Linked DNA regions of Mus musculus: region 2 is linked to region 1. The links are chromatin loops, found by intact Hi-C in ENCODE. Cell type or tissue: gastrocnemius. All regions are shown on one strand. Links, peaks and the distances in the headings refer to the core of each region. The heading gives the core; the rest is flanking DNA.

Region 1 (15,466 bases), core at 4,972-9,971:
GAAGAAGGCCCAAAACAGGACCTTTCTCAGAAGCTGTGTTGCTTTGGCAGGTCCCAGAAGCTGTCAGCTTCTGTGGTGCAGACTCTCACCTGTGCAGACTAAATTCCTAAGTTCGGTGGAGTCCCGGAACCAAGGTGGCGCCCGCTGCTCCTGAGGCTGAGGCCTTCCGAGCCAGGCGGACACCTGTCCTCTGGTCCAGAGGGTGGCCGGCTGTCTGCGGCCCGCAAAGGGTGCTGCCTCAGCGGCTCTGTGCCTCCGCCTGTCCCAGAAGCTGTCCGGTTCTGTGGCGCACCCTCTCACCTGTTCAGACTAATTTCCTAAGTTCGGTAGAGTCCCGGAACCAAGATCCACAATTTTATAATATCCCTTAGGAATGGCTGCTGTGGACTGAAGCCCAGGTTGTAAAGGTCCCATAGATACCCTGGTTTCATTAACTTTTCCTAAATCTTGTAACAATCTCCATTCACCAGATTTTTTCTTGATAATGAAAATTGGTGCATTCCAAGGGGACTGAGATTCTACTAAATGTCCTGCCTCTAGTTGCTCCTGCACTATCGAAGAGGCGGCTTCTATTTTTTCTTTAGGTAAAGACCACTGATCCACCCACACTGGAATATCATTAAGCCATTGAATTTTATCAGCGTGGGATGCAGGCAAGATAATGGCTATTACTGAAAACACTCCAAACCTCTTGTGTTAGAGTGAGGTTTAGGATCTTCAAAAGATTTAATTCCTAGTCCCTTCTTTTTTAGCCCATGTCCAGAAAAAGGTCCCTGTCTGAGTGTCTGCTTAGTCACCATCTCATTAGGACTGTACATTATAAACACCCATCTGTGACAAGAGATCTATTCCTCATAGAGTTACAGGCAAAATCGACATAACATTCGGCTGAATTTGTCCTGATTTGCCTTCCCCACCTCTCCAGGTTAGCAATCTGGAGCTTCGTTTTGGATTACTACAGTAACCAATTCCTTGAAGGTGAGTAAGCATATCCGTCAAAGGCCAAGCTGAAGGCCAATCCTGTCCTCTAATAATTGTTACATCAGCTCCAGTATCTATCAATCCTTCAAAGCTTTTTATATCAAATGCCAGTTTAAGGTTAGGTCTTTGATTAGTAATAGATTGAACCCTATTCACACCAGAGGAGTCAAAGCCACCTTGTCCTCTCTCATTCTTAACAAATCTGGATGGTGGTGGATGTAGAGGAATTAAAACAAGTTGAGCAATTCTTTGATTAGCGGGTACAGTTATAACACTATGACGGGAAGCAGCTATGATTTTAATTTCTTCCTCATAATCATTATTTATAACACCTGGATAAATCTGCAGGCCTTTTACAATAGAACTGCTTTGTCCTAAAAGAAATCCACAAGTTTCTATAGGTAGAGGTCCAAAGACTCCAGTAGGCAGAGTTTGGACTCCCATTTCTGGGCTTAATACTGCATGGGTGGTGGAACAGAGGTCCAATCCTGCACCTCCTGGTTTTGCTCTGACAAGTTCAAAAACATCTCTGGCTGCGCAGCAGGTTCATGGCCCCATAAGCTGTTTTCTGTGGGTACGTCGGGGCCTGGGGCTGGCCCCTCCTCTCGTTTCTCAGCAACGGATGGCCCAGAATGCCTAGCTTGGATTTGCACACCTTAGCCCAATGGTTGCCCTTTCTACACCGGGGACATGTTCCTGGGACACGGCCTGTTTGCCCACTCTTGGCACCTCTGTTCTTAGGACAGTCACTTTTAAAATGACCCAAACTTCCACACTTAAAACATGCATTATTCCCTCATTTCCGCTAGAACCTTGCAATGCGGCACCAAAAGCCAAACCCTGATAATCATGACGGCCGATCTCTGCACAAAGATGGACATATCCTGCTAAATCTGTTTGTCCTTTGTGCGGCTGGATAGCAGCATGACACATTGCGTTAGCGTTCTCATAAGCCAATTGTATAACAAAAGGACTTCCCGTGTCAGATTTTCCAAGGATTCTACTAGCTGCTATTAATAGCCTTTCCACAAAGTTCTGGTAAGGCTCATCAGGACCCTGCCGAATGTTGGCTAAACTCCCACCAACATCCCCTCTAACCGGTAACTGTCCCCAAGCGTGGCGGGCAGCCGCAGCAGTCTGCACATACACTCCAATGGGAAAACCAGTCAGATTAGCCTGGTCCTCATATGGACCTTCTCCCAGAAGCATGTTACTATCCCAGTCTGGATTACTGGTCTGATCATTTAAAGTGGCAGCTTTCTTACTGCATCTCACCATTCAGAATCCCAAAGCAAGAAATCTCCTCCTGACAAGGTAGCCTTACATAGTCTTTCAATCTAGGGGGGTAAGTGTGACTCCGTGACCATATCCAGTAATGCTTGTGTGAAAGGGGCTGAAGGACCATATTGCACAACAGCTGTTTTTAACTCCTTTATTAACTTGAAATTCAAAGTCTGGTATTGTCTGTTTCTAGTATCTTGCTGGTCAATTACCACGATGACAGGAAAGACTAGCACATCAGATGTATCCTGTCCTCTCCCATGAGCCTGACTCACAGCTTTTCCTAGCGGTGCTTGGTACATTTCAGAAGAGTTACTCCTTCCTGTATCTGACATCCTTTTTAGCTCCCGAAGCTCATTAGTCAATTTCTGCGGCCTAACTTCAAACTCTAATTTGCTTAGTTGCGTGTCCCTCTGAGTAGCATCTCCCATGGTGGAGGCTACAGGTGAAGCGGGAGACTTGGCAAGGAGGCCAATCCTCCTCAAAATATTTGGCTGCTCCTCTTTCTGAGTGATCTTCTTTGTCTAAAATTAGCTCATCATCAGACTATATCAAATTTAGAGTTGAGAGGACCCTTTTCTGAGAAGACCCTCTCTGACAGGCACTCTTCCTGAGATTCATCAAGCTCTGCCTGGGTACTATCTGACCCCTGCGAGATCACCTTTCAATAGCATCTTTTATGAGCGCCCAGAGGCAAAGGGTGAAATTATCTGCCTGAGTGATTTTCAAGGCTTTTCCAATTTTCTCCCAGGTTCTGATATCTAATGTTTTTTCTTCCTTGAACCTTGGGCAACAAGAATCTATCCTATCTAAAAAATTTTCTAACAATTGTACTTCAAGCCCTACTCCTCTTGCCCGAAGCAACTCTTGAAAACTGCGGACAATGGCGTGATTCATTTCTTTTTAAAACCCTTTTCCTCTCGCCTGAAGCAGAAGCAGCTTTTAAAAGCTTCGGACAACCGCCTGATCAGTTCGTAGTTCTGATAATTTGCTGCTGACCTAAGTGAATCCAGCACTGGGTTAGCACTGATTCACGCTTAGACAGTATCCTCCCGCGCCTCTAGCAACACTTTAATAGGGCTACCATGTGTACCTGTTGCTTTGCTGCCTGATACTATCCTTTTCTTTTTCTTCCCGTGGAGCTTCACACAAAACAGCGTTCCTTCAGCGTCTTCCTGACCTTCCTCAGGTCCCGGTCCCGGCACCAGATTGTTGCAAACCGTCACGCAGCTCACATGGACAGGGTACACCTGAGTGGCAGGCCAGGGCTGAAAGAGGGGAACTTGGCAGTTGAGAGAAAAATGGAGCTAAGTCAAGATTCCTGATCAAAGCTCAAATGTTTAATGGCAAATGTGCTTATAAGGGGGTGGGAGGAGGCCCATTCCCACTAATTCATTCTTGGAGTGAAAGGAAATAAAACTTGAGACATGTGATTCATGTAATTTATGTCAAATAGCCCAAAGAGTTGTTTGTGAGCTTTGAAACCTGGGGCTAAGAACATAGTAGAACAGGCCAGGACATGCCCGGGCAAGATATGTCCTGACTGGCCTAGTGCCTCCCTATCTCCCGCCCTTCTGATAGTCTGTTGATGTTTAAATGGACCAATCATGTGAAACCGGGCCAATTCCCCCCAGCCCCACCCCTTTTCTTTAAAAACCCCTAGCTTCTAAGCCTCGTGGTCGAAACCACTGTCTCCTGTGTGAGATACATTTCAAACCGGAGCTCCGCCATTATGGCTCCACCATGTGGTCGACACCTCTGTCTCCTGCGGGAGATATGTGTCGGAGCTCCGTCATTAAACTACCTCATGCTTTTACATCAAGATGGTCTTCTGTTTGTGATTCTTGAGCGCACGCCGAATCGAGAATTGAGTGGGGGTTTCCCCACTAGGTTCTTTCAGGAGCCCAGCTGCAGTGGACAGTGTGCAGGATGGGGTGTAGTCTCCCAGCAGGTATCTTGAAGGGCAACAGTGGGAGTGGCTGAGCAATAGAGTGATCTAGGGAGGAAGGTTCTATCCTAGGTAATCTCCTTGGTGGCAGAAAGGTCAAGGTCTGGCTCAGCCTGCTTCAGGCTGGGGGGAGGTTACAGTAACTCAAGGAGGAACCCTCACAGTCATTCAAGGAACCCACACAGCCCATCAAAAGAAGTCCTAACAACCCTTCAAGAAGGAACATTCAAAGGCCCCCAAGGAGGGACCCTCAAAATCCCTCCTAGAGTAGCCATTACAGTCATTCATGGAGTATCCTTCAAAGTACTTCAGGTACTAGCCCTCACAGTCCCTAAAGGCGGAGCCCTCGAAGTCCTCCAAGGATGAGCCCTCAGAGTCCCTCATGGAGGACCCCATGCTGTCCCAAAAGTAGGAGCTCTCACAGTCACTTAAGGAACCCACACAGCCCATCAAGGAGAAGTCCTCGCAGTCCTTTAAGAAGGAACCCTTGAAGTTCTTTAAGGATGAGCCCGCACCATCCCTAATGGAGGACCCCATGCAGTCTCTCAAGGAGGAGCCCTCACAGTCACTCAAGGACCCCACACAGCCCATCAAATGAAGTCCTGGAAGGCCCTCAAGGAGGCAACAAGTCCTCACAGTCACTCATGGAGGGCCCCATGCAGTCCCTGAAGGAGTACTCCTCACAGTCACTCAAGGAACCCACACAGCCCATCAAAAAGAACTCACAGTCCTTCAAGAGGGAACCCTTGATTTCCCTCAAGGAGGCACCCTCAAAATCCCTCCCAGAGTAGCCATTACAGTCGCACATGGAGTAGCCTTCGAAGTACTTCAGGTAGAAGCCCTTGAGGTCCCTCAAGGCAGAACCCTCGAAGTCCCTCAAGGATACGCCCTCACAGTCACTCAAGGACCCTACACAGCCCATCAAAAAGAAGTCCTTACAGTCCTTCAAGAAGAACCCTCGAAGGCCCTCAAGGAGGCACCCTCAAAATCCTTCCCAGTGTAGCCATTACAGTAGCTCATGGAGTAGCGAGGGCTTCTCCCTGAAGTACTTCAAAGGCTACTCCGTGAGCGATTGTAAAAGCTACCCTGGGAGGGATTTTGAGGGTGCCTCTGTGAGGGACATTGAGGGTTCCTTCTTGAAGGAACTTCGAAGCTCTTCAGGTAATAGGCCTCGCAGTTCCTCTAGAAAGCCTCTAAGATCCTCAAGAATCCTCTAAGTCCTTCAAGGATGAGCCCTCACAGTCCCTCTTGGAGGACCCCATGCATTCTCTCAAGGAGGAGCCCTCACAGTCACTCATGGAGGACCCCATGCAGTCCCTCAAGGAGGAGCCCTCACAGTCACTCATGGAGGACCCCATGCAGTCCCTCAAGGAGGAGCCCTCACAGTCACTCAAGGACCCCACACAGCCCATCAAAAAGAAGTCCTCATAGTCCTTCAAGAAGGAATCCTCGGAGTCCCTCAGGAATCACCCTTAAAATCCCTCCCAGAGTAGCCTTACACTTGCTATGTACAATTTTCTGAGGAATTGCCAAACTGATTTCCAGAGTGGTTGTACCAGCTTTCAGTCCCACCAGCAATGGAGGAGTGTTTAAGAATTTCATTAATATGTTGCTTTCAATAGCTGAGTAGTACTCCATTGTACCACATTTTCTGTATTCACTCCTCTGTTGAGGGACATCTGGGTTCTTTCTAGCTTTGGGCTATTATAAATAAGGATGCTATGAATATAGTGGAGCATGGATATATGCCCAGAAGAGGTATTGTTGTATCTTCTAGTAGTACTATGTCCAATATTCTGAGGAACCACCAGACTGACATCCAGAGTGGTTGTACAAGCTTGCAATCCCACTAGCAATGGAGAAGAGTGACTCTTTCTCCACATCCTCGCCAGTATTTGCTGTCACCTAAATTTTTTATTTTAGCCATTCTGAGGGGTGTGAGGTGTAATCTCAAGGTTGTTTTGATTCACATTTGTTGGATTTCTGTATATTAAGCCATCCCTGCATCCGTGGGATGAAGCCTACTTAGTCATGATGAATGATCAGTTTGATGTGTTCTTGGATTTGGTTTGTGAGAATTTGAGTATTTTTGCACCTTTATTCATTAGGCAAACTGGTCTGAAGTTCTCTTTCTTTGTTGGGTCTTTGTGTGGTTTAGGTATCAGAGCCTTTGTGGCTTCATAGAATGAATTGGGTAGAGTACCTTCTGTTTCTATTTTGTGGAATAGTTTGAGGAGTATTTGAATTAGGTCTTCTTTGAAGGTCTGATCAAACTCTGCACTAAACCCATAACGTCCTGGCCTTTATTTTTTGGTTGGGAGACTATTAATGACTGTTTCTATTTCTTTAGAGGATATGAGACTGTTTAGATCGTTAATCTGATTCTGATTTAACTTTGGTACCTGGTATCTGTTTAGGAAACTGTCCATTTCAAGTAGGTTTTCCAGTTGTTTTGAGTATTGGCTTTTGTTGTAGGATCTGATGATTTTTTTGGATTTCCTCAGATTTTGTTATGTCTCCCTTTTCATTTCTAATTTTGTTAATTAGTATACTGTCCCTGTGCCCTCTAGTTAGTCTAGCTAAGGGTTTGTCTATTATGTTGATTTTCTGAAAGAACCAGCTCCTGATTTGGTTGATTCTTTGTATAGTTCTTTTTGTTTCTATTGGGTTGATTAGAGCCCTAAGTTTGATTATTTCCTGTTATCATTGAGTACAGTGTTGTTCAGCTTCCAGACAAATGTGAGTTTTATATTTATGTTGTTATTGAAGATCAGCCTTAGTTCATGGTGATCTGATAGGGTGCATGGGATTATTTCAATCTTCTTGTATCTGTTGAGGCCTGTTTTGTGACCAATTATATGGTCAATTTTGGAGAAGGTACCATGAGGTAATGAGAAGAAATATCCTTTTGTTTTAGGATAAAATGTTCTGTAGATATCTGTTAAATCCATTTGTTTCATAACTTCTGTTAGTTTCACTGTGTCTCTGTTTAGTTTCTGTTTCCAGGATCTGTCCAATGATGAGAGTGGGTGTTGAAGTCTCTCACTCTTATTATGTGAAGTGCAATGAGTGCTTTGAGCTTTACTAAAGTTTCTTTAATGAATGTGGCTGCCCTTGCATTTGGAGCATTGATATTCAGAATTGAGAGTTCATCTTGGAAGATTTTTACCTTTGAAGGGCATGAAGTGTTCCTCCTTGTCTTTTTTGATATCTTTGGGTTAGAAGTCGATTTTATTCGATATTAGAATGGCTAATCCAGTTTGTTTCTTGGGACCATTTCCTTGGAAAATTGTTTTCCAGCCTTTCCCTCTGAGGTAGTGTCTGTCTTTTTCCCTGAGGTGGGTTACCTGTGTGCAGCAAAATGTTGGGTCCTGTTTTTGTAGCTAGTCTGTTAGTCTATATCTTTTTATTGGGTAATTGAGTCCATTGATATTAAGCGATATTAATGAAAAGTAACTGTTGCTTCCTGTTATTTTTGTTGTTAGGGTTGGAATTTTGTTCATGTGGCTATCTTCTTTTAGGTTTGTTGAAAGTTTACTTTCTTGCTTTTTATAGAGCTTAGTTTCCCTCCCGGTGTTGGAGTTTTCCCTTTATTATTCTTTGAAGGGCTGGATTTCTGAAAAGATATTGTGTGAATTTGGTTTTGTCCTGAGTATTTTGGTTTCTCCATCTATGTTGATTGAGAGTTTTGCTGTGTATAGTAGCCTGGGCTGGCATTTGTGCTCTCTTAGGGTCTGTATGAGAAACCTTGATTCAGGTCATCATGTGAATAACTAGAGCCTATGGCTACAACTTCCCAGAAATTGTCAGAAAGCAATTTAACCTGGTACCAGCAATTTTCAACCACCAGCAAGAGTTGGAGGTATTTATGGACTGCTTTCAAGAAGGAAAGTCACCAAGGGGCTATGTCCTTGTAGGTCAGCCAGGAGGCTGCTTATAAGAACCAGGGCATTGAAAGCCAACCCCTTAGCCCCAAAGAGGCTGGCCATTTGCTATCTGGGCATATATGGTCCCTCCTGCCAACTGGAGAAACTCCGTACCAATCAATATGCCAGTGTGTGTTTGCAGGCTTCTGCAGTCGGGTAGCAGGAAGTGTGGAACTGTGTGTTCGGTGCATCCCGGGGCATGTGGTAGATCGCAGCAGCACAGGTCATATGGTAGAAGTCTGTGAGTCGCGAAGCGACAGAGGCGATGGTCTGCAGCAGCAGTGGAAATCTAGGAAGTGGATGATGGCAGGTTTCAGAGGATAGAGTCCACTTGGTGTAGCAGTGATGGCGGTGGCGGCTGTTCATGTGGCTTTGGTTCTCCATGGTCGCCTGGGCTCTGCAGCTCCTCTGCCTAGTGATTATCGAAATCTTCAGCACCAATGTTGTGATATTTGGGAAGCTTCATAAGGACCATACCAGGCAAAACAGTTCTACATGAGGTTTTTTGAGAGACAGAAGGGCAAGGTAGCGACAAAAATGAGAAGGGGGAGGGAGGGAGGGAGGGAGAGAGAGAGAGAGAGAGAGAGAGAGAGAGAGAGAGAGAGAGAGAGAGAGAGAACACCCTTCCATGGGTGTTTTGTTCTCCCCTTCTCTACGATGGATAGCCATCTTAGAAGGGGGGAACAAAACACTAAGTTCCTTAATAATCCATTTCAGCGCCATAGTCTGTGCTCCTCACTATCCCGATGCGTACTCAAAGGTCCGGTCAAAACTCTTGATTATCGGGGCTGGTGAGATGGCTCAGTGGGTAAGAGCACCCGACTGCTCTTCCGAAGGTCCGAAGTTCAAATCCCAGCAACCAGATGGTGGCTTACAACCATCCGTAACGAGATCTGACGCCCTCTTCTGGAGTGTCTGAAGACAGCTACAGTGTACTTACATATAATAAATAAATAAATCTTAAAAAAAAAAATGATTAGGAAGGATTGTCTCTTCTCACACTGGCTCTGCCAGTCACAGGCTTGCGCAGGGCACAGCCACAAGTTGTCTGATCCAACAGAACAACTGCCAGCTGCCACGCTCACCCCCGCCCCCTCCTATTGGCCATCGCCTCCATCGCAAGCTCCTGGTGAGCTGATGGTTGAAGTGGAGCAGTTTGCCTCCCCCAGCCCGAGTGGGCATGCCACCCTCTTACCATCTCCCTGTAGGAACAGCATTTTCTTTGTAATCCTATCAAGGTCGGACCAGGAGGCCTGGGGACAGAGGCAGGTCATGGGCTGAGGGGGGACTGGTCAGGTCTTAATTAGATTTTAGAATGAAGATTGTTCCAGCTTCCTCAATTAAAAAATAGAAGCGAATCTATATTTGTATCTCGCTTAACAGACACCCTCAACATTAATTGGAGTCACAAGGGATTTTTTAGTTCTGTACTTCAAAATCTGGAACAGAGACCAGATTGCTGTTCTCTCTCTCTGTCTCTATGTCTGTCTCTGCCTCTCTGTATGTCTGTCTCTCTCTGTCTGTATGTCTGTGTATGTCTGTCTCTGTCTGCCTCTGTCTCTGCCTCTGTCTCTGTCTCTGTCTCTCTCTCTCTCTCTCTCTCTCTCTCTCTCTCTCACACACACACACACACACACACACACACACACACACCCGTGTCATTGTTCTGAGTCCCAAACATGCAGGAAAGGGCAGACTAGGAAAATGGGTACCTTTTGTGCTTCACTCCTGTGGAAGAATTCTTCTCTACAGGGAGTTCTGGTCTCTGCTCTTAAAGCCTTCAGCTGATTGGGTGATGCCCACTCACAGTTTGGGAAGCAATCTGCTTTAAAGTGTCCTGATTCGAATGACTTCTCCACTAAGAACAACTCCAGATAAGTCTCACTTTGGACTAATAGTCAGTGACTCACAGCACCCATTTCCCTTTTCAGGTGACGAGACAAACCACGCCTCTGCCACGTCAACAGCAGACTTTTTTGGATCAAGTCACTTCTCAGAAGAAAGCTGAGGCACAGCCTGTCCACCAGGCTTACCAAATGAGCTCCTTTGAGCAGCTCTTCTGTGCTCCATATCATGGATCCAGAGCTGGAATAGCAACTCAGTTTAGCACTGCCAATGGACAGGTGAACCTTTGGGGACCAGGGACAAGTGCTGAATTTTCAGAATTTCTCTTGGTGAATGTAAATGATAATAGAGCTGGGATGACATCTTCACCAGATGCCACAACTAGCCAGACTTTTGGCTAAAAAAAAAAATGTGTAAATAATACTGGCACTTTAGAACAGATTACTCAAGAGTAATTGCTCTGTAAAATGGAGTGCTGTACAGTTCTAAGAGCAGTGCTTTCATAGCAAGCTGATAAGAATAGCAAGATAATCCAATAACTGCATTTTGTTTGGCTAGTCAGCATTCCTTAAACTGTCTTATGCGTCTTCACCGTTAGAGAAGCAAATGCATTACCTGTTTTAGATCAGAACCTTGCTATTCACCCACACCAAGATAAAAGAAAAAAAAGACTTTGGCACAATTGTTTCCTAACTGATAACATTGTACATTCTTAGGAGCGCAGTAATTGTGTGAAACTTCCTCATACTGTTTCTGAGTTTTTCAGCATAGTATTGCACTTCAGCAGGGAATCCGAGGATACGTCACAGCCAGTGAACTTAAAGTTTCAATGTCAAGAGATTATGGCTTAAATATGTAGTTTGTCCTATAGGGGGGAATAAAAAGAAACCACCTTTAAAAATGATATGCCATATACCCTTGGTTTTCATTTTGCATTATTTTGACATGGGTTTTCTTTTGTGAAGAAAAAGTAATAAAAATCTGATAGTCTAAGACTCCATTATTTAAAAGCCTAATTACTTTTAAACTATGCATACTTTCAAACCTTTTACCAAAACACACAACCGCTGAAGCATTCACTTCTCTATGGAAGTATGCATATCGGTGTCAGTTTCTTTGTACAGGTAAACTTAGATATTTTTTATGATTTTTAAATAAATGTATTTTATACACTTCCGTTGACATAGAACACTTAGAATTAATCTGGTATTTTTTGATTTCTCGAAGTTAAAATCATAGATTTTTTTTAGGTTTGATATGGTTGTGTCATAATCATCTTGTAATTGACAATTTTGCTTTTTGGCAATAAAAGAAAGTTGGGATATCTTTGAACTGTAAAACCTAGTTTAATTCTTCTCTTTCTAGACTTTTGATAGATTGGATAATTAAACAGTACCCCAAGAAACTAAAGAAATGGGCATTTTAATTGCTTACTTACGTTACATTTAAGTGAATACTACTCACGACAGTTTTACAAAGCGGAAGTGCTTACTGATTCCAGTAACTGCAATTTCTTTTTCAGCTAGATGAGTGATGGGAAATTTTTTGTTGCATTTCAAAATCTAAATAAACTACAGACTTTATCCTTATACCACGAATGTTTTTTTATATATGTATACTTTGTCTTAAAATAATACAGCATGATACAATAAATAGTGCTTATACATATATACACATATATACATACATATATATATGTATATGTATCTTACATATATACACTTTTATGAAGAATGATGGTTTGAGTTACACGTTGAACAGTTTTAATTTTTGGAGACTAACATCGGCTCTACATCTCTTTTATTTGTTCCACTTTTTTGGGTTTTGTACTTTCCATTTCCGCCATCTTTATCACAGTGCCCCAGTGGTGACCTGAAACCAGTACCCTTGGGAGATGACGCTTTGGGAGATTAACTTCCATTTTGACTTTGCTGTTGACCCTGTAGATCTGTGTGCTTTGTTTCAGTGTTGAGTATTTTATCCATTTAAATTATTTTTCTTTTATTTAATGCTATCCCAAGACTGTTCTCATAAAGAAGGGAACAAAGAAATATCCTCCCCCAGTGTCCTTCACTTACACTCATTTATTTTTTAAAATGTTGGTATTTTTATGACAAGGAATATGTTATGTTTATGTGGTTTCCTCTACACTTTGTTATGAAACTTTGCTTGAAATCATAGTTTTCCCGTTTGACAGCTTTGCTGTCAGATCTTCAAGAACTTTAGACTTCTTTGAAGTGAATATTTTAAGTTCTGCCATTATCGATCTGAAGACTGATGTGTGTCTGTGGCGCATCACATAACCACAGGAACGCTTCATCAGATGAGGTGTGATGGGACCGTGTGCACCCTAGATGGGTGCTTGTATTTTTCTCATAGTACTTTTGACAAGAACAGACATTTATCTCCTAAGTTGAGCCTGATTAAAAACACAGTGTAGTTCCACTGAGCACTTGATACATCTCTTGTACAGTGTAAGGGTCTGTTTTTAACATCACCAGCACAGTTTTAAGAATGTGACGGTTGCTGAGCGGTTTAGGTCAGCTTAGGAAGAAAAAGCCTTTGAAAATGGAAGTTCTGTAAACAGAATTTCAGGTGTTGCATTCCTGTCTTAAACACATTTTTTTAAATCCACACAACGGCAGACTTTTTTACCAGGTTCTAAGCATTTGAGATAACTGATAGCCAGCATAACTTACTGACTTACCAGTTAAGTATAGTCATCACTTACTGTGAAATTCCAGATGCCTGCCAGGCTCAGCTTGTATCTTCATCCTTCAAAGGCTGTGTCCTGGATTTCCTGGATGTTTTGACTGGTCTCCAAGGGACCCAGGACACAAGATGGCTCTATCACCTCCTCTGAAAGTCAGAGCCCTACCATGCAGACACCTCTCCTCTGGCAGGGAAGGTGTCAGGATGTCTGGAGCCTGAAATGGGGTCTGTCCTAGAAGCTGTGTTGTTTCTGCCTGTCCCAGAAGCTGTGTAGCTTCTGTACTCCGCACTCTCACCTGTGCAGACTGGTCTCTGAGGGACCCAGGGCACAAGATGGCTCTCTCACCTACTCCAGCAGTCAGAGCCCTCTCAAATTCATTTTTAAATATGAGATGAAGTAAAGGCCCAACTTCATTCATTTACATGTGGTCTTCAAGTTGTGCCTCAACCATTTATTAATGTGTATTTATTTATTTATTTATTTTTGCATTGAATGGTCATGGTGCCTTTGCAGAGAATCAGCTGATTTTCACTGTTAAATTCCATTGACCCTAAAAGTCTGTCCCTGTGCCAGTTGTACAATTATTTTTGATTAGTTTGTACACAGTTTTAAAAACAGAAATTGAGTTTTAAAAAATTTATTTATTATTATACTGAAGTACACTGTAGCTGTCTTCAGATGCACCAGAAGAGGGCATCAGATCTCATTATGGATGGTTGTGAGCCACCATGTGGTTGCTGGGATTTGAACTCAGGACCTTCAGAAAAACAGTTAGAGCTCTTACCCCCTGAGCCATCCCACCAGCCCCCAGAAACTGAGTTATTTAACTATTCTTTTTTCAAGATTTCCTTTTGGCTCTTGAGGACCTTTGTGGTTCCTTTATTTTTAGGATGGGGTCTCATTTCTGCAAAAAAGTTCATTGGTGTTTGGAGAGGTGACCAAGCCCCCTCAGTCAGCCAACAGGTTCTCCAGTGCAGGAGTGAGGATTAAAAAGGAAAAGACAGTTAGACAACTCTGTAACATGACCCCAGTCAGTCCTGAGACTGAAGGCAAATTTAATGTTTCCAATCCACTTTTATACCTTTTTATTTACATGCAAGTATTAAGGGTGAGCAGTACAATAAGGAGCTAGCAAGGCAGTAAGCAAAGTCCTGTGATTATTCCCGAGACAGCTGTTTAAAGGGGGCTAGTCATAATGACCAAAATAATTGAGCCCACTTCCTTGTTCAAACCCCAGATCTTGCCTGAAGCCTACTTCTTTTGTTCCACCCTAAGATTAAATTCCTGCCTTAACCTACTTCCCTATTATAGCCTAAAGTTAAATGCTTGCCTAAACTTACTTCCTTATCATGCCCTGATGTTAGATTCCTGCCTGAGCTTACTTCCTTGTCATGGCCAACGTCAGATTCCTGCCAAGCGGCACCCCAAATAGCCACAGATAGGGATTATACAGCACCCCTATAGAATCTATAGATTGCTTTGATACTGTTGCAATTTTAGCATCAAACCTTCTAATCCTGAACAAGGAACATCTTATTTACTACTCACTTTCTACAACGTTTTGTAGTTTTGCATCTCATGCCGTAGCTAACTCCCACTAACCTACCTCCCACTAACAAGGTAACTACTGTTACCTTGTGGTTAGGATTACAACATTGGACCCAAGGCATGTTGAAGGAAGTTGTCTGGTATTTCTGATTTGTGAGTGTCTTTTAAAAAACATGAATAGATGTTATAACTGGTGAAAGTGCCAATAATAATGAGCTTCTGAGAGCTAAGCACTAAATAGGACATCTATATTACTCCCCCCAAGGCTCAGAAAATACTGTAGAAAAGGGGCAGAAAGAATGCAAGAAGTAAGAACTGAAATGTTACAGAATATTTTCTTCCAGACAGCTACAGCTATTGCACTCTTGTACTTTCGGGAATGAAAGTGGGATAAGAAAGGGTTGTAGGTTGTAGAAAGGGTTCTTTTCCTGCACCATTGATACGTCCATGGCAGTTCTCTGCTTTGTTATTATTATGGTATAATGTACTGATTATTGTGTTATGTTTAGACCATCATGCACTATTTTAATTTCACTGTGTAAATCTACTATATATGGCACTGTGTTACAGGAGAACATTTTCAGATGTTAGGCTGAACATTGAGCTCAGCCCCCCATTCCTCCCCACTTTGCTCCTCCTCGCTCCCCATTAGTTCCATTTACTCTTCTAGGTAATTTCGTTTCTACTTCAAAGGCCTGGTGACATAGGTGATTTTACACATCTATATAAAATCTAGGAATTACAAATGAGAAAAATCATTTGATGTTGGTCTTTCTGAGCTGGCTTATTTTGCTTAATAGGAGCTCCAGTTGCATCCCTTTCCCTGAAATGGTGTAACTTTGTTCTTCTTCATGACAGAAAGAATCCATTGTGTATGCACACATATTTAAAATCCATTTCCTCCACTGTTGTGACATAGTTGATTCTATAGCGTAGTTTTGAACATTGCTGTAGTAAACGCTGACGTGCTGGTGTAGTTCGTCAAAAGACCCTCACTCACAAGGGCCACAGAGACCGCCGCCATTGCTGCAAAAAGCATGAGGATTTTTATTGATCCAACATGTTGGGGACTCCCCTCTCAGCACGCAGGCCAGAGGAGACACCCAGAACAAAGAAAGAACACACTTTTTATACCTTTGTAAGGGGCAGATTTGAGCAACAGGGTTTTCATTGGTGTAGTGAAAGAACCTAGTGGGGAAACCCCCACTCAACTCCTGATTCGGC
Region 2 (15,466 bases), core at 3,464-8,463, 1.3 Mb before region 1:
TTCAAGATCACCCAGTACCTTCCCCCTTCGAAAAGGACTTTCCAAACTGAACTAACAGGCAAAGTACAGAGCCAGATAAGGAAGCTGGCTGACTAAACAAAAGTAGAAACATAGTTTTAGTGGTCAAAATGATTAAGCCTGAAGCTACCAAAACAATATTAGCTGTTCTCAGAGAAATAACCGTAACAAGATTAGCAATTCTCCTGCCCCCCCCCCCACACACACACTGAATTCTGACAAAGACCACAAACCACCCTGACCTTATTGCGAGAATTCCTGTGACATTAATACCTGTGACTGACCCATAAGTTCAAAATGTACTATTACTTTGCTGACTAAATCATATTAACCCACCATGGGGGCAAACAAAGTGACTCACTAGGCCAAAGGGTTACTTAGTCACTATACAAACCAACCAATGCCTAAAAGGGTTACTTGCTACACCAATGAAAACCCTGTTGTTCAAATCTGCCCCTTACAAAGTGTGTTCTTTCTTTGTTCTTGGTCTCTCCTCTGGCCTGTGTGCTGGGAGGGGAATCCCCAACAGGGTGGATCAATAAAAATCCTCATGAGTTTTACAGCGATGGCGGCGGTCTCTGTGGCCCTTGTGAGTGAGGGTCTTTTGACGAACTACACCAGCACGTCAGCGTTTACTACAGCAATGTTCAAAACTACGCTATAGAATCAACTATGTCACAACAGTGGAGGAATGGATTTTAAATATGTGTGCATACACAATGGATTCTGTCATGAAGAAGAACAAAGTTACACCATTTCAGGGAAAGGGATGCAACTGGAGCTCATATTAAGCAAAATAAGCCAGCTCAGAAAGACCAACATCAAATGATTTTTCTCATTTGTAATTCCTAGATTTAATATAGATGTGTAAAATCACCTATGTCAACAGGCCTTTGAAGTAGAAATGAAATTACCTAGAAGAGTAAATGGAACTAATGGGGAGCGAGGAGGAGCAAAGTGGGGAGGAATGGGGGGCTGTGCTCAATGTTCAGCCTAACATCTGAAAATGTTCTCCTGTAACACAGTGCCATATACAGTAGATTTACACAGTGAAAGTAAAATAGTGCATGATGGTCTAAACATAACACAATGACCAGTACATTATACCATAATAATAACAAAGCAGAGAACTGCCATGGACATATCAATGGTGCGGGAAAAGAACCCAATATCTATGCATGTTTTTTAAAAGATACTCACCAATCAGAAATACCAGACAACTTCCTTAAACATGCCTTGGTTCAAATGTTGTAATCCAAAACCACAAGGTAACAGTAGTTACCATGTTAGTGGGAGGTAAGTTAGTGGGAGTTAGCTATGGCATGAGATGCAAAACTACAAAACGTTGTAGAAAGTGAGTAGTAAATAAGATGTTCCTTGTTCAGGATTAGAAGGTTTGATGCTAAAATTGTAACAGTATCAAAGCAATCTATAGATTCTATAGGGATGCTGTCTAAACTCTATCTGTGGAGAGCCTTTTGGGGTGCCGCTTGGCAGGAATCTGACATTGAACCTGACAAGGAAGTAAGCTCAGGCAGGAATCTGACATCAGGGCATGATAAGGAAGTAAGTTTAGGCAAGCATTTAACTCTAGGCTATAATAGGGAAGTAGGTTAAGGCAGGAATTTTATTCTTAGGGTAGAACAAAAGATGTAGGCTTCAGGCAAGATCTGGGGTTTGAACAAGGAAGTGGGCTGAATTATTTTGATCATTATGACTAGCCCCCTTTAAACAGCTGTCTCGGAAATAATCACAGGACTTTGCTTACTGCCTTGCTAGTTCCTTATTGTACTGCTCACCCTTAATGCTTGCATGTAAATAAACTGGTGTAAAAGTGGATTGGAAACATTAAATTTGCCTTCAGTCTCAGGATTGACTGGGGTCATGTTACAATGTTGTCTAACAGTCTTTTCCTTTTTAATCCTCACTCCTGCGCTGGAGAACCTGTTGGCTGACTGAGCGGGCTTGGTCACCTCTCCAAACACCAATGAACTTTTTTGCAGAAATGAGACCCCGTCCTAAAAATAAGGGAATCACAAAGGTCCTCAAGAGCCAAAAAGAAATCTTGAAAAAAGAATAGTTAAATAACTCAGTTTCTGGGGGCTGGTGGGATGAGGGTAAGAGCACTAACTGTTCTTCTGAAGGTCCTGAGTTCAAATCCCAGCAACCACATGGTGGCTCACAACCATCCATAATGAGATCTGATGCCCTCTTCTGGTGCGTCTGAAGACAGCTACAGTGTACTTAAGTATAATAATAAATAATTTTTTTTAAAAAATTCAGTTTCTGTTTTTAAAACTGTGTACAAATACAGTAATCAAAAATAATTGTACAACTGGCATAGGGACAGACTTTTACAGTCAATGGAATTTAACACTGAAAATCAGCTGATTCTCTGCAAAGACACCTTGACCATTCAATTGAAAAATAAATAAATAAATAAATTTTAATAAATGGTTCAGACACAACTTGAAGACCACATGTAAATGAATGAACTTGGGCCTTTACTTTGTATCATATTTAAAAATGAATTTGAGAGGGCTCTGACTGCTGGAGCAGGTGAGGGCGCCATCTTGTGCCCTGGGTCCCTCAGTGACCAGTCTGCACAGGTGAGAGTGTGGACTGCAGAGCGACACAGCTTCTGGGACAGGCAGAAACGACACAGCTTCTGGGACAGACCCCGTTTCAGGCTCCAGACATCCAGGAACCTTCCCCGCCAGAGAAGAGGTGTCTGCCTGGTAGGGCTCTGACTGCCATAGGCGGTTCCTCAGAAAATTGGACATAGTACTACTGGAGGATCCCACAATACCTCTCCTGGGCATATATCCAGAAGATGTTCCAACCGGTAAGAAGGACACATGCTCCACTATGTTCATAGCAGCCTTATTTATAATAGCCAGAAGCTTGAAAGAACCCAGATGCCCCTCAACAGAGGAATGGATACAGAAAATGTGGTACATTTACACAATGAAGTACTACTCAGCTATTAAAAAGAATGAATTTATGAAATTCCTAGGCAAATGGATGGATATGGAGGGCAGCATCCTGAGTGAGGTAACCCAATCACAAAAGAACTCACCAGATATGTATTCACTGATAAGTGGATATTAGCCCAGAAACTTAGAATACCCAAGATATAAGATACAATTTGTGAAACACATGAAACTCAAAAAGAACAAAGACAAAAGTGTGGACACTTTGCCCCTTCTTAGAATTGAGAACAAAACACCCATGAAGGAGTTACAGAGACAAAGTTTAGAACTGAGATGAAAGGATGGACCATCTAGAGACTGCCATATCTGGGGATCCATCCCATAATCAGCCTCCAAACGCTGACACCATTGCATACACTAGCAAGATTTTGCTGAAAGGACCCTGATATAGCTGTATCTTGTGAGACTATGCTGGGGCCTAGCAAACACAGAAGTGGATGTTCACAGTCAGCTATTGGATAGATCACAGGGCCCCCAATGGAGGAGCTAGAGAAAGTACCCAAGGAGCTAAAGGGATCTGCAACCCTATAGGTGGAACAACAATATGAACTAACCAGTGTCCCCCGGAGCTCGTGTGTCTAGCTGCATATGTATCAGAAGATGGCCTAATAGGCCATCAGTGGAAATAGAGGCCCCTTGGTTTAGCAAACTTTATATGCCTCAGTACAGGGGAAAGACAGGGCCAAGAAGTGGGAGCTGGTGGGTAGGGGAGTGGGCGGGAAGGGTATGGGAAACTTGAAATGTAAATGAAGAAAATACCTAATTAAAAAAAAAGAATAGAGAACAAAATACCCATGAAAGGAAATACAGAGACAAAGTTTGGAGCTAAGACGAAAGGATGGACTATCCAGAGGCTACTCCACCCGGGGCTCCATCCCCTAATCAGCCACCAAACCCAGACACTATTGCATATGCCAGCAATATTTTGCTGAAGGGACCCTGATATAGCTGTCTCCTGTGAGGCTATGCCAGTGCCTGGCAAATACAGAAGTGGATGCTCACAGTCATCTATAGGATGGAACACACAGGGCCCCTAATGGAGGAGCTAGAGAAAGTACCCAAGGAGCTAAAGGGATCTGCAACCCTATAGGTGGAACAACAATATGAACTAACCTGTATCCCCTGGAGCTCATGTCTCTAGCTGCATATGTATCAGAAGATGGCCTAGTTAGCCATCAGTGGAAAGAGAGGGCCATTAGTCTTGCAAACTTTATATGCCTCAGTACAGGGGAACACCAGGGCCAAGAAGTGGGAGTGGGTGAGTAGAGGAGCAGGGCGTGGGGAGGGTATAGGGAACTTTCAGGATAGCATTTGATATGTAAATAAAGAAAATATCTAATAAAATAAAATAAAAAATAAAAATAAAAAAATAAAAATGAATTTGAGCCGGGCAGTGGTGGTACACGCCTTTAGTCCCAGCACTTGGGAGGCAGAGGCAGGCGGATTTCTGAGTTCGAGCCCAGCCTGGTCTACAAAGTGAGTTCCAGGACAGCCAGGGCTATACAGAGAAACCCTGTCTCAAAAACAAACAAACAAAAAATGAATTTGAGATAGAGTAAAAACCTAAATCTAAGAACTAAAGTTATGAAAGTCTTTACAAATGAAGAAAAAGGAGAAGGAGGAGGAGGAGGAAGAGAAGGAGGAAGAAGAGAAGAGGAGGAGGAGGGCGTAGGGAGATGGTTCACCAGGTAACAGCACATACTGCATTTCAGAGGACCTCAGTTTAGTTCCCAGCATCTATGTCAGATGGTTCATGATAGCCTGTAATTCTAGCTCCAGGGCGATCCAATCCCCTCTGGCTTCTGCTGGCACCTGTGCTCATATTCTTACACACAATTACATACATACACAATTATACAAACACACAATTTTTTTGTTTTTGTTTTTTTTTTGTTTTTTTTTTTTAGAGACAGGGTTTCTCTGTGTAGCCCTAGCTGTCCTGGAACTCACTCTGTAGACCAGGCTGGCCTCGAACTCAGAAATCCACCTGCCTCTGCCTCCCAAATGCTGGGATTAAAGGCATGAGCCACCACACCCGGTTACAAACACACAATTTTAAAAATAATAAAAGCAAACCTAAACAAGAGAAAAAAATGTAATGGCTAATCTTATGTAGACTTGGCTAGGCTATGGAACCCAGTTGTTTGGTCATATATTAGCCTAGAACATTTCTTTGACAGTAATTCTTACATATGATTAACATTTAGAATCAGGACACTTTAAAGCAGATTGCTTTCCATACTGTGTGTGGGCATCACCCAATCAGCTGAAGGCTTTAAGAGCAGAGACCAGAACTCCCTGTAGAGAAGAATTCTTCCACAGTAGTGAAGCACAAAAGGTGTATCCATTTTCCTCGTCTGCCCTTTCCTGCATGTTTGGGACTCAGAACAATGACGCTAACTTTTACCTGCGTTTGTCTAGGAATTTCAGAGGAGCCATGAGAGGGGTGTGTGTTTGTGTGTGTGTGTGTGTGTGTGTGTGTGTGTCTGTGTGTGTCTGTGTGTGTCTGTGTGTGTGTGTGAGAGAGAGAGAGAGAGACAGACAGACAGACAGACAGACAGACAGACAGACAGACTTAGAGACAGAGACAGACATACAGAGAGACAGAGACAGACATAGAGACAGAGAGAGAGAGAACAGCAATCTGGTCTCTGTTCCAGATTTTGAAGTACAGAACTAAAAAATCCCTTGTGACTCCAATTAATGTTGAGGGTGTCTGTTAAGCGAGATACAAATATAGATTCGCTCCTATTCTTTAATTGAGGAAGCTGGAACAATCTTCATTCTAAAATCTAATTAAGACCTGACCAGTCCCCCCTCAGCCCATGACCCGCCTCTGTCCCCAGGCCTCCTGGTCCGACCTTGATAGGATTACAAAGAAAATGCTGTTCCTACAGGGAGATGGTAAGAGGGTGGCACGTCCACTCGGCCTGGATGAGGGAGGCAAACTGCTCCACCTCAACCATCAGCTCACCAGGAGCTCGCGATGGAGGCGATGGCCAATAGGAGGGGGCGGGGGTGAGCGTGGCAGCTGGCAGTTGTTCTGTTGGATCAGACAACTTGTGGCTGTGCCCTGCGCAAGCCTGTGACTGGCAGAGCCGGTGTGAGAAGAAGAGACAATCCTTCCTCGCCGCCCGGATAATCAAGAGTTTTGGCCGAACCTTTGAGTACGCATCGGGATAGTGAGGAGCACAGACCATGGCGCTGAAATGGATTAATAAGGAACTTAGTGTTTTGTTCCCACCCCCCTCTAAGATGGCTAGCCATTGTAAGGGGGGGGGGCAAAACACCCATGGAAGGAGATACAGAGACAAAGTGTGGAGACTGAAGAAATGATCATCTAGAGACTGACTCAACTGGGGATCCATCCCATACATAGTCACCAGACCCAGACACTTTTGTGAATGCCAACAAGTGCTTGCTGACAGGAGCCTGATACAGCTCTCTCCTGAAAGGCTCTGCCAGTGTCTCACAAATACAGAGGTGGATGCTCACAGCCATCCATTGGACTGAGCATAGGATCCCCAAGGAAGGAGCTAGAGAAAGGACCCAAGAAGCTGAAGGGGTTTGCAGCCCCATAGAAGGAACAACAATATGAACTAGCCTCCAGAGCTCCCTGGGACTAAACCACCAACCAAAGAGCACATATGGTGGGACTCATGGCTCCAGCTGCATATGCAGCAGAGGATGGCTTAGTTGGACATCAATGGGAGAAGAGGCCCTTTGTCCTATGAAGTCTCTATGCCCCAGTGTGGAGGAATGCTAGGGCCAGGAAGCAGGAGTGGGTGGGTTGGTGAGCAGGGGGAGGGGGAGGGGATAGGTGGAGGAGGGGTTTTTCGGAGGGGAAACCGGGAAAGGGGATAACATTTGAAATGTAAATAAAGAAAATATCCATTTCGGGATAGCATTTGAAATGTAAATGAAGAAAAATCTAATAAAATTTGGGGAAAAAAAAAGAAAGAAATTATCCAATAAAAAAAAATAAAAATAAAAAAAGAAACTTAGTGATTTGGCCCGTGGCCCTCCAACACAATGCAGGTCCAGTTGGAGATGACATGTTTCATTGGCAAGCCACAATTATGGAACCTAATGACAGCCCATATCAAGGTGGTGTATTCTTTTTGACAGTTCATTTTCCTACAGACTCACCCTTCAAACCACCTAAATGGGTTGCATTTACAAGAATTTATCATCCAAATATTAACAGTAATGGCAGCAATTGTCTTGATAGTCTAAGATCACACTGGTCTCCTGCTTTAACTGTTTCTAAAGCTCTTTTATCCATTTGTTCACTGCTATGTGACCCAGTCTCAGATGACCCCCCCCCCCCAGTGCCAGAGATTGCTCCGATCTATAAAACAGACAGAGATGGATACAACAGAATATCTCGGGAATGGTCTCAGAAGTATGCCGTGTGATGCTACCTTACAGTCGGCATAACCTGCATTATAGCTGGAATAAACTTTAAATTACTGTTCTCTTTTTTATTTTCTTATCCACCTGCTCTCCTATCAGACCTCATCTTTTTAATTTTGTTTTTTGTTTACCTCCCTCCATTCATTCACATGCTCATCTGAGAAGACTTAAGTGCTTCTAGCTTTGGACAATAACTGCTTTTAGAAATGTAAAGTAGTTACAAGAGAACAGTTGCCCAAGATTCAGATTTTTTTTTAAACCTAGAGCATGTGTATTATGTGGCCAATGTCTTCACTCTAACTTAGTTATTAGATGAAACCAGTCCTCAATGCTCTACCATGCTGAAGAAGCCATCTGAGGGGGAGGGAGATGGATGCTCAGCTGTCACATCAAAGCAAGCAGCACTGTTCTAGCAGCATCCGTTCTTGTTTAAACCTTCCACTGTTAGAGATTGGAGGTCACATGGTGTACGTTACGCTCATAACTGATGTGGCTGGAGAACTGGTACTAGATTATAGCATCAGCAGAACAGAAAATGTGATGTATTTTATGCATATCAATAAAGGAATGACCTGTTCTTGTTCTACAAAGAATGGAAATTGGAAGTCAAACACCCTTTGTATTCCAAAATAGGGTCCCAAAACATTTATGTAATTTTCATTTAAATTGTTAGGAGGTGTCTTAGTCAGGGTTTCTATTCCTGCACAAACATCATGACCAAGAAGCACTTGGGGAGGAAAGGGTTTATTCAGCTTAGTCTTCCACATTGCTGTTCATCACCAAAGGAAGTCAGGACTGGAACTCAAGCAGGTCAAGAAGCAGGAGCTGATGCAGAGGCCATGGAGGGATGTTCTTTACTGGCTTGCTTCCCCTGGCTTGCTCAGCCTGCTCTCTTATAGAACCAAGACTACCAGCCCAGAGCTGGCACCACCCACAAGGGGACCTCCCCACTTGATCACTAATTGAGAAAATGCCTTACAGCTGGGTCTCATGGAGGCATTTCCCCAATTGAAGCTCCTTTCTTTGTGATAACTCCAGCCTGTGTCAAGTTGACACACAAAACTAGCCAGTACAGGAGGCTTGGAGCTATTAGTTTATCTTCCAATACTGTTTAATGTAGCACTGAATAAATTATGCGAGTTGTCAATGGATGAGTGATCAACTAATAATTGATCTATTTTTCCTCAATAAACTTGCATAAACCAATGAATTAGCTGCCTGGGTTAATCAGTATGGGAAACAATCCTTTGTAAATACAAAGCTGGTTTTATAGATACTGTTGGGATTTGCTTCATTGTTTGACATCAAATGATGATGTAAAGTTCAGTAGAGTGAATATATTGCCATGTTCAGTTAAAGTGCACAGTCTGTTACATATTGACACATTGCTTGACCTGATTTATGCATAATTAATAAGCTATTAAAATAGTTTAGCTTTAATACACTGCACATGATTCTGGCAGGCCTAGAGTTCATGAATGGACTTGGGACTCAGCAGTTCTGAAATGTGCATATAGACTTTAAGAAATTTATCTTCCCTTCTAACTAAAATTTTCTTCATCTTGTACACTTAACAGCTGAAAAGATTTTGTGTGTGTGTGTGTGTGTGTGTGTGTGTATAACTTGAGACTAATAATTGGTCAAAATTTGTGAAACAAAGTATTATTTTGGTGAAAGAAAAAAAAACAAAAAAGACCTGACTAGTTAATATATTTCACATACATAGATGCAGAAATCCCAAACAAATTATCAGCAAACTGAATCTAATAAATCAAATAAAAGAGTATTGAGACTAACATTATAAATATATGTATACTAGGAATTCACAGTTGCCTTCTTATCTTACATTCTCATGTAATTCAGTACACTGACTGAACAAACAAGAAAATAGCATATGACCATGTAAATAGAGACAGGAAATATACTTACTATTTAGCACCCAGTATAGATTAGTTTTTAAAATTTAAAAAACTAACACCAACTCTTGTTAAAACTCCCTTGATTTGGTAAAACATTTGAAAAACTACAAAAAAGAAAAACTGGTGAATTATGGAATTTTTTCTTGACTTAATAAAAAATATGACAGATGCCACAGCTCCTGTATATCATACCTGAAGTTGTGATCATAAAAACAAGTAGAATAAAACATTAAGATTGGAAACAAATAATAAAAAATAACAGAAAATAAAGTTCTAGTGAAACTTAGCAGGGCCCTCCAAGCAGGTCAATATGAAAAGATCTGTTATAGATTCAGGTTTCAGCATCATTTAGCAAACAGTATAATATTAATATTTATATTTATAATATCTTACCAGGCCTGGGAATGTAATGGTGGACTGCTTGCCTAGCAAACATGAGAGCCTTGATTTGATCCAAGGCACTAGAGAGAGAGAGAGAGAGAGAGAGAGAGAGGCAGACAGACAGACAGACAGATAGAGAAGTTAAATAGGTAGATAGAGAAAAGTAAAATGCCAAACTAACCCAGACATTCTGTGCTTCCTGATGATTATCATGATCAAGAAATATGGCTTCCTTTTCCACCAGAAAACAAATTCTGATAAATCTTAGATCCAACTTCCTCCTGATTCATGTCCATGTACTTGTGATCGGCTTATTTATGAAGGGAAGAGGTTTATTTGACTTCATGGTTCTGGAAGCCTAAAAGCCTAGAGCTAGCATGTCCTGAGCTCTGGATGGGGTCTCTGCATAGCTTCAGCTTAGAGCAGAGGCAGAAGAGCCAGTGGGTGGATGTGTGAGACAATGGGATTCCAACTCCTGTGGCAGCTAACCTGGTCCTCAGAGAGGAAGGAGCCATGCCTGCAAGACCTTACCCAGTCTAGAAAGAGAACAATTAGTCTCTCTTGAAGGGTACACTTTCCAATCCTGCTCCCCTGGCAAATGCATTTCTAGAAGAGTTTTGGAGAAATCCCAACTCAGAGGAAGTACCAGAGGCAGCAGAATGTGTCAAATCATGTGAAGGGGGTGTTATAATTTTTCCTAATTAAAATTGTATGCATGTATACAATAAAATATAACCATACTCTCCTACCCTCCAAACTTCCCCCCACACACACACACACAAATGTCCACCTTCCAATTTCATGTTTTATTTGTTTCTTTGATAATCCACTAAGCCCAACTAGCACTACCCTTATATACATGATTACCCAGCATGGGTATTTAATCAACAAAATGTTGACTGTGAAATCTAGAGATATGACACTTTTCTCCACTACATAAATGGAACAAATAGAAGGGAAAAAAAGAGAAACTGTAGACTAAAGGAGTCAAGAAACATGGCGTTTAATCTCAACACGTGATACTGAATCCTGCTAAATAATAATTCATGTCACTACATGACTACTGGAATTTAAACACAGATGTGTGTTTGAGGTATTAAGGAACTTTTCACATTTTATTGTTACATTTTAGATGTAGTAATGATATTATAATAATCCATTGTTCTTGTTCTTTTTTTCCTTGCAGAATGGAGGCAGAAGCTCAAACTATATGCACTAAAATATTTATCATGACATTATCTGTGATTTGCTTCAAAATAATGTAGCAAGGGTTGAAACAGAATGAAAGGTTAGTGAGGAGTCAACAGACAAAATTTTCTCCTAAACTGAGAATAGAACATAAGACCTTGCATAAGCTAGATGCATTACCAATTTAATTTGCCTGAAATTAACCTTAATAAAAAATCAAGGAAAAATGGACCAGAGATGTAGTTCAGGGGTAGAGGCATGGCACTTCAGGTTTCTGGATGGATGCGGGGTGCAATGGCATGCAGATGGAGTCCCTGCCTGCAGCAAGGTAATCCAGAATGGTGGATCATAGTGACTTCAAAGCCAGATTGGATCCTGAGACTCCATCTCTTTTTTTTAATTTAAAGACTTATTTAATTTTATGGGCAAGAGTATGTTCCCTGCGTGCGTGTGTGCGTGTGTGCATGTGTGTGTGTGATGTGTGTGTTAACTTTATATTTGTGTCTAAGTGGCTCACTCCTCTTACCCTTATACTCTACTAGAAAGACTAAATAGCTATCTAGAATTTGAGAAGGGCTTCAATTCCTACCTCACATCATCCACAGAAAGTAACTTGATTTGAATCTTAGATGTAAATATGAAAGTAAAGGATTCCTATGTGCTATCTAATATCTATACCTAGCAGAGAAATCCTGTTTGTAATATTCAATGAGGTCTTTCAAATCACTGTATAAAGCAGTAGCCACCCAACCATTAGAAATATACTGAGAGTCAAGTGACATGGCTCAGCAGGTAAAGACACTTGCCGTGCAAGCCTGGTGACCTGAGCTCAGAACCGACATAGAGATAAAGAATAGAAGAAACTCCACATGTGAACAATGCCAAATTCATCAACACATCCAGACATGTATGCACATACACAAATTAAAAGTGCACAGATGGCTTGAATAGGCAGTTTACATGAGAATTTCCAAATGGATAGAAAATGTGAGAAGTTGCTCACCATTTCTGGTCATGGGGGAATGAACATGGAACCACAATGAGATATAACACACTCACTGGACTGACTGAAAAAAAAAGGTGGGTGTGTCAAATCTGGGCAAGATGACAAGACTATGGGGAGGCAGACACTCATGGTCTACTCACAGGAGAGGAAACTCAGGAAAGAGGCATAGCCTACTAACATTAACCATGGGCACCACATCTGCAAACAATTCCTCTTCTGTTGGAAATAAAAATCCACACCAACAAAGTTGCCACTTACAATTAATGCCCCAAGATCTTCATTGTTTTGTCATATATGAGTATAAATCTTTCTTTGCAAAGTGAACTCCCTTGGCTTTCTGCCTCCCATGTGATGGACAATATCCCTGCCCCTCTTAACTCTTATCACATGATTTCCCCCAAAGTTCTATGTATGTCGGTCTGAATGTCTTCCTTCAGCTAAAGTTCCTGGGCAGCACTTATTCAATATCTCATACACTCTTCCTCAATGTCTTTTTAATAATATGATCCTAAAGCTACTACTAATATTACCACCATCTCCTCCTTTTGACCTTGCCCTCCTTGTTCTACTATTTCTCCTTTTTCATTCCTCTTCTTTTTTTTCTTCTTTCTTTTCCTCTTCTTTCTTTTTTTCCTCTTCCTCTTCCCTTCTTGGCTTATGAGACAGTAGTCCTTGCTCTCCTGGAACTCACTATGTGTGACAGGATGACTTTGAATTCACAGAGATCCTCCTGCCTCTGCCTCCCAAGTACTGACATAAAAGGTGTGCTCCACCATGCCCGGCCTAAAGCTTCTTGAAATGAATTAAGAGAAAGACATCTATGGGAATTGTATCAACTCCCCCTACCCACTGTTCATTCCCTCAGTTGGCCCAGAGGCTAAGCATTTATACAAACCTATAGGGGTCCAGCACAGAGAGAAGAAGTGGGTTTTGAGAGAGTGGCTGTCACATACCTCTGTCTTGGCTGCCACCTGTGTCCAGTTCCAATACCTAGAAAAAAACACCAGATGCTACCAATCAAGAAAGTAAGTAGAATAAGGCTGAAATTGAAACTGTCCAGCAGTGGGATACAGAGTATACAAAATGGCTCCATTACTCAAGCCCAATTAAACTAACTGAGCTCAACAACTCTCAACTCAACTCAACTCAACTCAACTCAACTCAACTCAACTCAACTCAACTCAAGAGTCTCTGTCTCCAGAGTTTCTCTACATGACATCACAATAGCTACTTCAAGGTAAGACCAGTCATTGTACATTGCAGCCAATGACCTTCCCTGGGGCTGCCCCTGGCTCTCAGAGCCCTTATATCCCAAATCTCAGGGAAGAATCCATCTATGAATCTCCTGAGGTCCAGCTTGACAAAGTGTCATTAAGGAAGGAGTGATGAGGAAAGTTTCAAAGTCCTCCAAAGTGGCTTGGTCAGAGTCACACCTTCTCTGGAGCTGGCCACTGTCCTAAATTTGGATTAGGTCCCGTGCCATACATTTCAAACTGCAGGTTAGAAAGCAGAGTCAGGAAGAGTTAGAACAGTTGGAGTCGGAACCCTCATGCCCTATGAGGTGCTAGGTTTTCTTAGTTCACAGGTCTCCATTTTCCTTAGTTGCTGTTGATCTGGGATGTATCAAATCGATTAGTGGCCTTAGAGAAACACCTTAGCCTAGGAACTACTGACTTAATGCCAAGTTTATCTGTATTTTTATTTTGGAGTAACCACAGAAGCTGCAGTAATAGTTCAGTAAATACCACTTACCCTTTGTTACCTAACCTGAACATCTTTTTTTTAAATGTATTTTATTTGTAAGTATATTTTGCCTGCATGTTTGTATATGTACCACATGCATTCCCAAGAGAGTCAGAAGACAGCATCAGATGCTCTGGAACTGGGGTTAGGGACAGTTGTGCGAGGCTATGTGGGTGCTGGAACTCAACTGAAGTCCTCTGCCAGTGATCTAACCATTGAGCCATCTCCCCGGCCCTACTCTTCACATCTTGTATGAATCCAGTACACTTGTCAAGATCATGAGATTAAAATGGGAGGTGGAGGATCCAGAATCAAAGGGTATTCTTGGCTACATTGCAAATTCAAAGCCAGCTTGAGCTACATAAACATTCAATAAAATGAAAACATTGGTGCATTAACTCCAGTTTTCCCTTGCATCTCATATTTTCCCTCCAGTGTTCAGGATCCAACCTGGAGCACCATGTTCCTGGAGACCCAGCCCAGAGCCCTCTGACTCCTAAGCAAATGTTCTATCACTACAACAACAAAGAAAAGAAATCCCTACATCTGAGTCTCTGTGGTGTTCTCTTTATGTTTAGACTGAGATTCTGTGTTTAGGGAGGAGTAGGAATGGAGAACTCACAGCAGTGGTCCACCCTCCTTATTCCAGCAGATCAAGAGGGACACCCTATCAACTTGTAACACTAGTGTCAAGCCATTTACAGAGTGTGCATGTTGCATCTGTCTACCTGATGTTACTATATTTCTTTGTCATACTTTGCTTCTAGAGTGTCCTATAAATCTAACTCCTATTGGAGGTACGGGGTTAGCCTGATTAAGCCCCACCTTCTGAAGGAATAATAAATCACATACTACTTTAAATTCTTGGGTAAGAAAGATTTGCCACCCCCCTCACCACTTTCTATTTATTCATTTATATTTATTGTTATAGATGCATGTATATTTCTTCTGTACTTGGTGTTATGGCTCAATACTGTCTTTCATTTTCTTGCACCATTTTTCCAGCTTTATCTGTGGGAAGCTCTTCTTGCCTACTTGCTTTTGATAGACCTCATCGTTGTAGGTATAAATTTTTATGGACTACAATTTTTTATTAGATATTTTCTTCATTTACACTTCAAATGCTATCCCCAAAGTCCCCTATACCATGCCCGCGCCCTGCTCCCCTACCAAGCCACTCCTGCTTCCTGGCACGGGCATTCCCCTGTACTGGGGCATATGATCTTCACAAGACCAAGGGCCTCTCCTCCCATTGATGGCTGACTAGGCCATCCTCTGCTACATATGCAACTAGAGACACAGCTCTGGGGGATACTGCTTAGGTCATATTGTTGATCTTCCTAAAGGGTTGCAGACTCCTTTAGATCCTTGGGTACTTTCTCTAGCTCCTTTAATTAGGGGCCCTGTGTTCCATCCAATAGATGACTGTGAGCATCCACTTCTGTATTTGCCAGGCACTGGCATAGCCTCACAAGAGAGAGCTATATCAGGGTCCTGTCAGCAAAATCTTCCTGGCATATGCGATAGTATCTGGGTTTGGTACTTGTATATGGGATAGATCTCTGGGTGGGGCAGTCTCTGGATGGCCCTTCCTTTTGTCTCTGTAACTCCTTCCATGGGTATTTTGTTCCCCATTCTAAGAAGGAATGAAGTATCCACACTTTGGTATTCCTTCTTGAGTTTCATGTGTCTTGCAAATTGTATCTTGGGTATTCTAAGTTTCTGGGTTAATATCCGCTAATCAGTGAGTGCAAATCATGTGTGTTCTTTTGTGATTGGGTTACCTCACTCAGGATGATATC

Evidence for each region. Hi-C counts contacts between places; a loop is a spot of excess contacts. Peaks named below come from ENCODE experiments on the same cell type or tissue, not always from the same donor. Only the 100,000 strongest peaks of a DNase experiment are listed, where the experiment ranks them.
Region 2: a loop joins it to region 1, with 32 times the contacts of the local background. A loop is called at or near these places in 4 of 42 quality-filtered maps.

The regions. Positions count from the first base shown.
Region 1 is chr5:30,034,650-30,050,115 of GRCm38, reverse strand. It overlaps a transcript of Tyms not described here. Among named protein-coding and RNA genes, the nearest start is that of A230098N10Rik, 11 kb to the right of the region's middle. In gastrocnemius, for the core only: no CTCF peak of the experiment used is centred there; no DNase peak of the experiment used is centred there.
Region 2 is chr5:31,348,306-31,363,771 of GRCm38, reverse strand. It overlaps the pseudogene Gm19457. Among named protein-coding and RNA genes, the nearest start is that of Gm40275, 48 kb to the left of the region's middle. In gastrocnemius, for the core only: no CTCF peak of the experiment used is centred there; a DNase peak (open chromatin) is centred at 5,986.